Regions from separate parts of the Homo sapiens genome. Here all the other regions are linked to region 1. A link is a contact called in ENCODE Hi-C or POLR2A ChIA-PET data. All regions are on one chromosome and are shown on one strand. Each heading gives the region's core, a stretch centred on a gene start or an enhancer-like site at or near the end of the contact. The rest is flanking DNA. Distances are from core to core; before and after follow the strand shown.

Evidence for each region. Hi-C counts contacts between places; a loop is a spot of excess contacts on that map. ChIA-PET counts read pairs that join two places held with the same protein, here RNA polymerase II (POLR2A). Pooled maps may share reads with other maps.
Region 2: a loop to region 1 is called in a map of GM12878, with 2.5 times the contacts of the local background. The contact joins two enhancer-like sites. A Hi-C loop is called at or near these places in 1 of 168 maps with a recorded cell type or tissue (GM12878), 25 of 37 single-sample maps with no recorded cell type and 8 of 50 pooled maps. POLR2A ChIA-PET finds 5 or more read pairs at or near these places in 1 of 52 experiments (OCI-LY7).
Region 3: a map with no recorded cell type shows a loop between it and region 1 (3-fold over the local background). The contact joins two enhancer-like sites. A Hi-C loop is called at or near these places in 1 of 168 maps with a recorded cell type or tissue (OCI-LY7), 18 of 37 single-sample maps with no recorded cell type and 9 of 50 pooled maps. POLR2A ChIA-PET finds 5 or more read pairs at or near these places in 3 of 52 experiments (HCT116, OCI-LY7 and activated T-cell).

What each region holds. Positions count from the first base shown.
Region 1 is chr13:33,785,654-33,788,890 of GRCh38, reverse strand. No RefSeq gene overlaps it. Among named protein-coding and RNA genes, the nearest start is that of RFC3, 31 kb to the left of the region's middle. Within about 2 kb of position 1,575, at least 5 of the 41 ENCODE cell types and tissues checked have a DNase peak (open chromatin) inside an H3K27ac peak, as active enhancers do; they include GM12878 and OCI-LY7, where a contact is called at or near this core.
Region 2 is chr13:33,726,962-33,730,198 of GRCh38, reverse strand. No RefSeq gene overlaps it. Among named protein-coding and RNA genes, the nearest start is that of RFC3, 90 kb to the left of the region's middle. Within about 2 kb of position 1,503, at least 10 of the 41 ENCODE cell types and tissues checked have a DNase peak (open chromatin) inside an H3K27ac peak, as active enhancers do; they include GM12878 and OCI-LY7, where a contact is called at or near this core.
Region 3 is chr13:33,744,090-33,747,326 of GRCh38, reverse strand. No RefSeq gene overlaps it. Among named protein-coding and RNA genes, the nearest start is that of RFC3, 72 kb to the left of the region's middle. Within about 2 kb of position 1,571, at least 10 of the 41 ENCODE cell types and tissues checked have a DNase peak (open chromatin) inside an H3K27ac peak, as active enhancers do; they include OCI-LY7, where a contact is called at or near this core.

The DNA.
Region 1 (3,237 bases), core at 326-2,825:
AGAGGATAATAGGTCAATTATTATGGTAATTTTTTAAATCTCTTCTATCGTATCTTGTGAGTGAATAGCTGTGTAGAAACAAGAAGAAGTAATATAGGTCAAATGACAAAAAAGAAAAAATTCTAGAAATTCTTCTCTCATTGGGAGATCTGTAAAAACAGTGTCTCTCATGTTTGTCATTACTGTATCTTGGGGCACAGTGTGTGACATGTGGTCATGCAATAAATAACTGTTGAATGAAGGAAAGGCATGATGACTATCACAGAAGATCTTTCTGCAGTCATTTTGACATCATCTTACCTTGGTGCTTTTATTTCCATCTGCACATTTTTATTATAGTACAAAATTTTTTTAATGGGTGAAAAAGGATGAGTATAACTGTTTTCTCCATTAATTGCACATGGTATTTTGGAACAACATTGTGCTAGGGGTCAGATAGCTTCTGGTGGGATGGTCCCATTCCTGTCGTGATGTGACCTTGAACTACTCAATATCTGCAGTCCAGTTGTCCCATTGACAAAAATGCAGAGAATCACATCTGGCAAGATTTTATTACAGATGGAATTATTTTAATAGCAAAATACAATCATGAAAGATGCATGCTGGGATTAGTAAGAGAAATATTAAACTATGTTGTGTTTATACAGTACTGTAACATTTTAAAAATTCCTCCATTTTTAATCACCTGATTTGCTGATAACAACACTACCAAAAATATTTAACTTTTCCATCAAATACAAATATATTAGCCTTGGTCATCTAAAATAAAACATGGGCATTTTCTAAGCTACATTTAAGTATAATTTACACATCATACAGTTCACCCATTTGAAGTGCAAAATTCAGTTTTTTTTTGGTAAATTTTCAGTTACAGAATCACCACAATCCAAATTTAGAATATTTTCGTTGCCCCCAAAAGATCCCTTGTGCCCTCCCCCTTTCTACCTCCAGCTCTCAAAACAGAAAAACAACAAATACTCTTTTAGTATAAGTATGTTCCACATGTTGAAAGGGACATACTTACAGTAAAACATTTTTTATTATTTGAAATTCAGATTTAACCAGACATCCTGTATTTTATCTGGCCATCCTACCAAAACATAGACTCCAAAATAATATTTTAAGAATTGTTTTTGGAAACATGCTTATTCACAACCTCTTTATTGGTAACCCAAAGTATAGTTTTATATGATGGCTGACCAATGACTTATGTTTTTACAATTTTTGCTACATAAATTACCATTGACACAACCAAGGAGATCTGCGAAAAAAAAAAATGTTTCTAAAGAAATTAACCCTCACATCCTTTTCAGAGGTGAATGCAATTACCAGAGGGCTGCAGGCAGACGGCCAGGCTTAGTGCTGTGCTGTGATGCTGCAAATGTTTGTGATTTTCTCTGCTGTACCCTGAGGCAGTACACTTTCACTTTTGGCATTCTCTAGGAATTTGTGCATTTTAGAATTAGCTGCAGTGCACTGTATATTTGCCCCAACTAGTGAAGGTGTGACCCTCACTCAGTGGGGACTAGTACGTGTCAAGCCACGTGGAAATCACAAAGAAGAGGGTTCACTCTGCTTTATTCATACTCCATGGTATTGGAGACCTGAGCTCTCAGGCTGCAACTGTTTAGTAGCCAGAGACCCATTTTTTATATCAAATAGAAGGTCAGTTGAAACATAAATTTTGGGTTTGGAAGACTACTCTAGATAAATATGAGGTGAAGAAGAATATTCTATCGTGGGTTCTCTTTCGGTTTCAGTTTCTATCATGTGGTTCTTCTTCTTCTTCTTTTTTTTTTTTTTTTTTTTTTTTTTTTGACGGGTCTTATTCTGTCTCCCAGGCTGAAGTGCAGTGGTGCGATCTCCATTCACTGCAACCTCTGCCTCCCGGGTTCAAGCGATTCTCCTGCCTCAGCCTCCGGAGTAGCTGGGACTACAGGCGCCCGCCACCACACCCGGCTAATTTTTGTATTTTTAGTAGAGACGGGGTTTCACTATGTTGGCCAAGTTTGTCTCGAACTCCGGTCCTCAGGTGATCAATCCACCTCGACCTCACAAAGTGCTGGGATTACAGGCGTGAGCTACCACACCCGGCTACGTGGTTTTTGTTTCTCTGATTCTACAACCTCAGCCTAGTCATTCAGTCAATCTGTCCACAAATACTTCTTGAGGGTAGGATTTGAGGGTCTCCTCTCTGCTAGCTGGTAGAGTAGGGATACAGAGGTTCAAAGATTGTGTGTGTCTAGGTAGCTCAGTGCCTGGCAGCATGGGCACTCAATTCACATGGCAAACTCATGTAGCAGTGAATGAGACAGAAACCGCTCTTGCCTCGGTGAGCTTACAACCCATTCTATTGACCGTTCTCAGAAAAGTTTGGAAGCTCAGTGGAGAAAACCAGGCTACAATAATCTCAGCAGTCCTAGCTTTTCTTCTCCTATGGTCTCTTGCTTTCATTGTGAGTGCTAAAATGTCTTAATTTCCTATTATGGATCCCTGGCTTGAATGAGAAGCCAAAATATGAAATGCTTCTTCCTAAGCTTAGAAGTAGAAGATACTACTTCAGGCTGGAAGAGTCAGTGAAGTTTCTCTGAAGAGACAAGAAATGTACAGTTTGCGGAAATGGCACTGCAAACAAAAACCCAGAGGCAAAAGAGGCTGAAATCAATAAAAATATGATTTTGTGCTAATATGAGGCATAAAGTGCTTTTTAAAATCGGTTGAGCATATGTGTGTGGTTTATTTCTAGGTTCTCTGTTCTGTCCCATTGATCTATGCATTTATCCCTCTGCCAATGCCATACCGTCTTGATAACTGCTATATAGTAAATCTTAAAATCAGGTACAATGATTCCTCCAACTTGATTCTTCTTTTTCAAAATCTTCTTACCTATTCTAGGATTTGTGCCTTTCCATAGACATTTTAAAATAAGCTTGTTTTTGTCTATAGAAACCTTGCTGAATTTTGATAGGAATTGAATTAAATTTATAGACTAATCAAAGGCTAAAATGCTTTTATATGTACAAAATCAATTTCCCACCTTGAAACCCACGATAAAGTTCCCATATTGACAACACACACACACACACACACACACACACACACACCCCACACACAAATTCAATGACAGTTGGGCATTGTTTTTTCATATAAAGCAAGGAAGACTGCAGAACCCTTTGCAACAGGAGTGACCCTTTAACACTGGTTCAAATAGGAACTAGAACAAGAAGTGAAGTTCTA
Region 2 (3,237 bases), core at 254-2,753, 59 kb after region 1:
GGAAAATGTACTGATGCCCAACTCATTCATGTCAGTACATTTCAGCTAGCACTGATTGTTGCCTGCACCCCATGCTAGAAATGCTGAGAAATTCCACTGAAGTGTATGATATGATTCTTTTTGTCAAGAGCAGTCTCTTTCAGAAAGACAAATACTGTTCATAACATTCTTGCTACTTCCATTCCCACTACTTCGGCAGCTCTCCACCATTTATGGAGCACTTAGATACTCTGGGCTAGGCCTCTAGCATATGTGACAGGAAAGTTTTTAGCTCGTGCAAGGTATTGTTATAATGATTCCATTTTACAAATGAGGAAAACTGAAGTTTTTGTTTTGTTTTGTTTTGTTTTTGAGACGGAGTCTCACTCTGTCACCAGGCTGGAGTGCAGTGGCACAATCTCGGCCCACTGCAACCTCTGCCTCCCTGGTTCAAGTGATTCTCCTGCCTCAGCCTCCCAAGTAGCTGGGACTACAGGCGCCTGCCACCACGCCCAGCTAATTTTTGTATGTTTAGTAGAGACGGGGTTTCACCATGTTGGCCAGGATGGTCTCAATCTCTTGACCTCATGATCCACCTGCCTCGGCCTCCCAAAGTGCTAGGATTACAGGCATGAGCCACCGCTCCCGGCTGAAAACTGAAGTTTTAAGAGGTTAGGCAAACTGCTCAGAATTGCACAGCTCATAAGTATCTAAACTGGAGTCTGAATTTTGATCCATTTGACACCGAAGCCCTTAACCTTTCCATTTCTCAATAGAACAAAAAACAAATGAAATGTCATCTCGACACTTTACAATTTAGACAATATGCCATTTATATAGATTGTTTAAAACTTTTCATTAGAAAACAAAACAAAATCAATTTATGAAAGGGTAGACTTGACTCTTATCATGGGTCCAGATAAATGGTTCACCATTAATAAAGTCAAAGTGTGCACTCACTGAGCCGACATTCAGTACTAGGAGTACTTGCATAGCCTAGCAGGATTTTGGTCAGGACATTTTTTATGGGTGATTGTCTAAGATGGGCAATGTGTTCTACCACTTATTAAACTAGAAATGCTCCCCAAGGATTAGATTATAGATTTCCAGAGTCTCTTCTCTCCTCAGCATTGACTGTTTAAAGCAAATTTTCACTTAAATGCCCTTGAAGTCAAGTTGGACAGATTCAGTCCTGCCATATTCCAATAGCTCCATGTTCCCTCGACATGAACTCTCAGCTTTACAAGTACAAACAGGTGCTCAGGGTTCAAAATGACAGAGTTCACCGCAGTTTCCCAATAGCACATTATTCGTTTTCAGTTCCTGTTTCTAGCACTGAAATGGCACAGCCTTTAGCATGATTTAAACTGCCTGCTTAGAACCTAGCTGAATAATATTTGACTTTCAGCACTGCTGAAAGGATACTTAAAGCACAGACCTGGCATCTGTGTCATCTTCTGCAAATCAAGGTTGATTAATAACAAAATCACCTCGCCCTGGCATCCTGCCTTTCATCTGAGCAAGACTGAAGCTATTCCTGGAAAAAATCCAGCTTTCTTTTGCTACAGTCCTGAGACATGCCAACTGACACAGCAGGGGCAGGAAGGAAGGTCAAAGTTAGCATTTGAGTTTGGGCTGTGGGGAGGGAGGAGACAAGATGGCAACTGGTCCTTAAGAAACCCAGTGTGAAGGTTCTGTACGGTCAGGGCCCAGGGCTGACATCATGGGTGGGGCCACCATCATGCTTTCTCTGTCCAGCCAAGCTGGCACCCTTTTTATGGGCGAGCCTTCCTTCTGGAAATTGTTGATGTCATTAGTGGGTGTGGTTTCAGGCACTTTTCCCGCCTTTCTCCTGAAAACAAGTAGGTTATTCTTCTACATGAGAGAGTTCAATCTGTGCTCCATGGAAACTTGCCATGGCTCTAAGGACTTTTGAAAATGTGGAGTTTAGACTACGGGAATTTTTGTAGAGGAATTTTTTTCCTTCACAATTTACATTAAGAGGAAAAATATTCTGTCACTACTTTCTCCTAATTTTCACCTCACTGTGTCTTACAGCATTGCTGCCTACCTAAGAACACTGCAAGAATGTGCTAGAAAGTAGTAAAACCCATGCAAAGAAGATGCTTTGTGTTGTACTTGACATATATTGGACTCACTTGTATTGCAGTGCTTTCAACTAAATGTTTTCCTTCATGGCTCTTATCATATTTGTATCCATCTGGCCATTTGTGTAGTTTTTAATATTTTTCTGCCCCACCAATCTGTAAGTCCTGTGCCAGCAGGGCCCGTACCTATCAAGGTCACACTGTACAGTTCTAACAGTGATTGTGGTTTGTGGCATGTGATTATGTATGTGCATTTCATATGGGTATATGAAAACTCTATCCTTCAACCCCCAACCCCTCCACAGGCTCAGAACTTTACAACTTGGTTAAGAGTATGAAAAAATATTTAAATCTGGAAAGTTCAATCTTTCAAAAACATTGAAAACTTTTTTAAAAATTGCCTTTAGATACCGAAATTTAAAAAGTTTAAACCCACCTTTTGACCAAGAAAGAGGAGGTTGGCTTTTCTTGAGCAGACTTACTGATGATCTTGATATAACTAGAAGCGATCTGAGCATTCCAAAGGATGTTATAGATAAATTTACTATGAGGCAATAGAGAATTTAAGGCTGGCTACCATCTCCTTGATTTGCATGGTTTTACTTTCAGAACTCCAGCCAGTTGTTGAGTCAGATATCTGTATTATAGTTATAGTTAAATCACCACTTCATCCAAGAGTGGGTGGCATGTTCCTCCTCAAAATAGAAGAAGCAAACATCAAACTCTATCAAAATGCACAAGTGAACTACTTTACTTAAATATAGTTCGGATGGTTTACAGAATTAGAGATTTCAGGCAATGGAAAATCATACTATAAAACTTAGTAAGACAGAGGATAACATTGTTTCTGTTAGAAGTCTGCTATGTTCTAAAAACTTGCAAATGGCAAACTTACTGCTGTGTCCTCATGGAACCTTTTATATGTATATTCTCATTTACTCCTCAGGTCAACTGTTTAAGATGGGGACTATTAATCATATATTTTCAAGGGAAGAGCCAGGTCTCAGAGAAGTGAAATAACTTAGACTATGGAGCTAGTGTGAAAAGCTCTAATGGAAACACATAATGGCTTAACAGGGGTGATTATATTGACTTTAATTCCTTTCTGTCATTTTGTCTTCTTGTTTATCACATATATAACACTTCAGCG
Region 3 (3,237 bases), core at 322-2,821, 42 kb after region 1:
ATAAGATACCAATAAACAAAAACAGAGAAATAAAAATAACTCATAATCCCATCACCCACAGATAAATACCATTATGTATATAGTCCCCAGGCCTCATTTCTTTTTTCCTAAGAAGGAAATGTGTACCATATTGTATGTTTTATAACCCGCTTTTCTTATTTCTCTCCATATATAGAAATATTCTGCCTTTACAACATTTTCAATATCTATTCCATAGTCCCTTGGAAAGATGTATGCTTTTATTCTACAAATCCCCTTATGTTGGACATTCCGTTTAGTTTCAATCTTCTAATATGATAAGCAATGCTGCAATGAACTTCTTTGTAGGTAAATATTAGGACAAATTAATGATTTATGCTGTTGCTTAGGATGTTTTAGAATTGCTGGTTTTAAAATATGCTAATTTTAATCCTTTTGGTATTTCCAATCTGCTTTATTTATTTATTTATTTATTTATTTATTTTTTGGAGATGGAGTCTCACTCTGTCACCCAGGTTGGAGTGCAGTGGTGTGATCTTGGCTCACTGCAAGCTCTGCCTCCCAGGTTCACGCCATTCTCCTGTCTCAGCCTCCCGAGTAGCTGGGACTACAGGCGCCTACCACCATGCCCGGCTAATTTTTTGTATTTTTAGTAGAGACGGGGTTTCACCGTGTTAGCCAGGATGGTCTCAATCTCCTGACCTCGTGATCCGCCTGCCTCCACCTCCCAAAGTGCTGGGGTTACAGGCATGAACCACCACGCCCGGCCTCCAACCTGCTTTATTAAAAGGCAATACTAAAGTGAAATCTCAGCCATACAGTCTACGTACCATGACTCCTCTTTAGCCACTTTCTATTTCACAATGAACTCCTACATTTTCCATACAGCTACTTTGAACTCTAAATAGGTTCATCATTTCTCTCAATACTGCCAATGCTGGTTATTATCATTTTGTTTCATCTTTGGCAATGCAATAGTAGGAATTCAACAGAGGGCATTGCAATATTATAAGTCCTCTTACTAAATGGAGCATTTAATGAGTACTTGCCCTTCCGAATGAGCATCCGTTGTGGGACAAGCCTGTACTACATGTTGGATATGAAGGTGGATGTGATGTGGTCACTGCCTCCAGGAAGCTTTAGCTTTAGCTAAAGGCATTAAGCCCCCAAGGATGAAGTAGTGGGGGTTTAAGCAGAAGCTGTTTTAAAGAGGGTGAGTGCAAAACGTGTGGTGAGCCACAGGACCATGTGTATTCAAATGTATGCCATGGGCTGCTGCTGCTGCTGCTGTTTCATATCACTTGGCACTGCTGAGAAGGCTGGCAGTGAGGCTGGTTAAATTTGTAATAAGTTGTTCATTTCTGCATAAAGGAAAAATGGAACAGCAATTTTTCTTTTCTAATGTTCAGTTACCACTGTCCTTTATGTGAAACGATAACAATGGACTCCCTCCCATCAGCATCTTTGAAACACTCTCCTCCTGTGGAGACGACTGGCCTGTGGTTGTGCAGCAGAGCAGACATGCTCATTTCTGTCGTCAGGTCACCATGTTCCCTGCAGGTGTGTGGCTCATCGTAATCCTCTATGCTTGCACTTAATGGGTTTTTTTTTGCAAGATTAAAAATGCAGGTGTAGCACACATCATTAATCCCCAATTTCAGTTAACTGAACTGTGTGTGTATTTATGCAGCTGCTGACTCCTGAGACACCCACTTGGAAAGAAGACAAAAGTTCTGAATGTACCTTTCTGTAATTCAGTAAACATACAGAGTACAAATTAAAAAAAAAAAATTAAGGATTTTTAATTCAACAGCCTTGCCAATGGGGGCACTGGCCACAAACACACTTGTTCATGAAAAGATCTATTTCAAGTATTCTCCTGGAAGCAAGAACCAGTATCTGGAATGTAGGCAGCATTTGTTCTTTAAACAAAATTAAAGTTTTACAGGAATGCAATGCTGTGTACTCATTAAAAAAAAATTACAAGTAGAAAAATCTGGAAAGAATCCATTTTGTGCTGTGTCTTTCCGACTGGAGGTTGTAAGTGGTAGCCCCTCCCCTGCCCTGGAGGACTTCCCTGCTCCACCCAGCTGCTCTAATCCCATATACTTCCTGCCTGGAATCCTCCTGAAGCTGCTTCCATCTTCTACCCCACTTCCTCTTGCTGAGCAGCATAGTAACTACCGTTCACATCACCTCCACTATGTTCATCATTCTGTGAAGTAAATAAAAGTGGAGGAAAGGCCCCACTACAGAAGATGAGGTGCAAAAAATGCCACCTCAGAATGTGGCATATTGACATACTGAGTGAAGCATGCTGAAGGAAATTGAGAAAACCTCAGAAGCAAGATAGTCTCTCTGACCTTCTCCCACCCCTTCTCCCCTACAGTGGGACATAGAAACTGAAATTCCTCTTGTCCCTCTCTCCCCTGAAGTGGGCCTTAAAACCTAGGAAGGTTACCTCTGACCTACTCCCACCCTCCTCCCCTGAAGATTTTCATGTGACAGGTGTCTTGTCCTATAGCTGGAGGGAAGGAATGTCACACAGAGAGGCCAAGAGGAATCTGAACAAGCAGGCCTTACCAAGTACCCCCCGCTTATTACCACTTGATCATATCCTTTTGCCTCCAGTCATACTTCTGCATGACTGTCCATAAAAATCCACACTTTTCCCTGGGTCTTTGAGTTTTCATTACTGAAGGTGCCTATGTCACTTAAAACTTGCATTAAATAAATGTGTTATGCTTTTCTCTTGCTAATCCGTATTTTGTTATGGGCCTCAGCCATGAACTGTGAGAGATAAAGAAAAGATACTAAGTTTTCTCCCCTACATAGATGAGGAAGTTGCAACTCAGCAAGAATCAGTGACTTTCCAAGGTCCCATCTTTTCTGAAGGATGCTCCAAGCACCCTGAGTGCACACGCAGGGAACTGGAAGGCCACAGCTCACTCTGCACCCAAACCTGCAGGAAGAAGTTTCTCTAGGAACCAGTCAGGGGCAAGTTGTAGGACTCTTAGCAATAACCTCTGCTGCAGGGTGGAAGAAGCTTCTGCCTGGAAGGCCAGGGGAATGAGGGAGGCTGAATGAGTTTGCCCTCTCCACCAACTCGCCCCACTCTGTCACCACAGCTCCAGTTGTCTCTTTCAGTTCTCATGAAGAGCTCCCAGTTACATGTTAGCTTATTCTCATTGTTTCTAAAGTCTGAGGTGACAGACAGGAAGTCTGTTGATTGTGAAAGATCAGATCCATAATCATCAA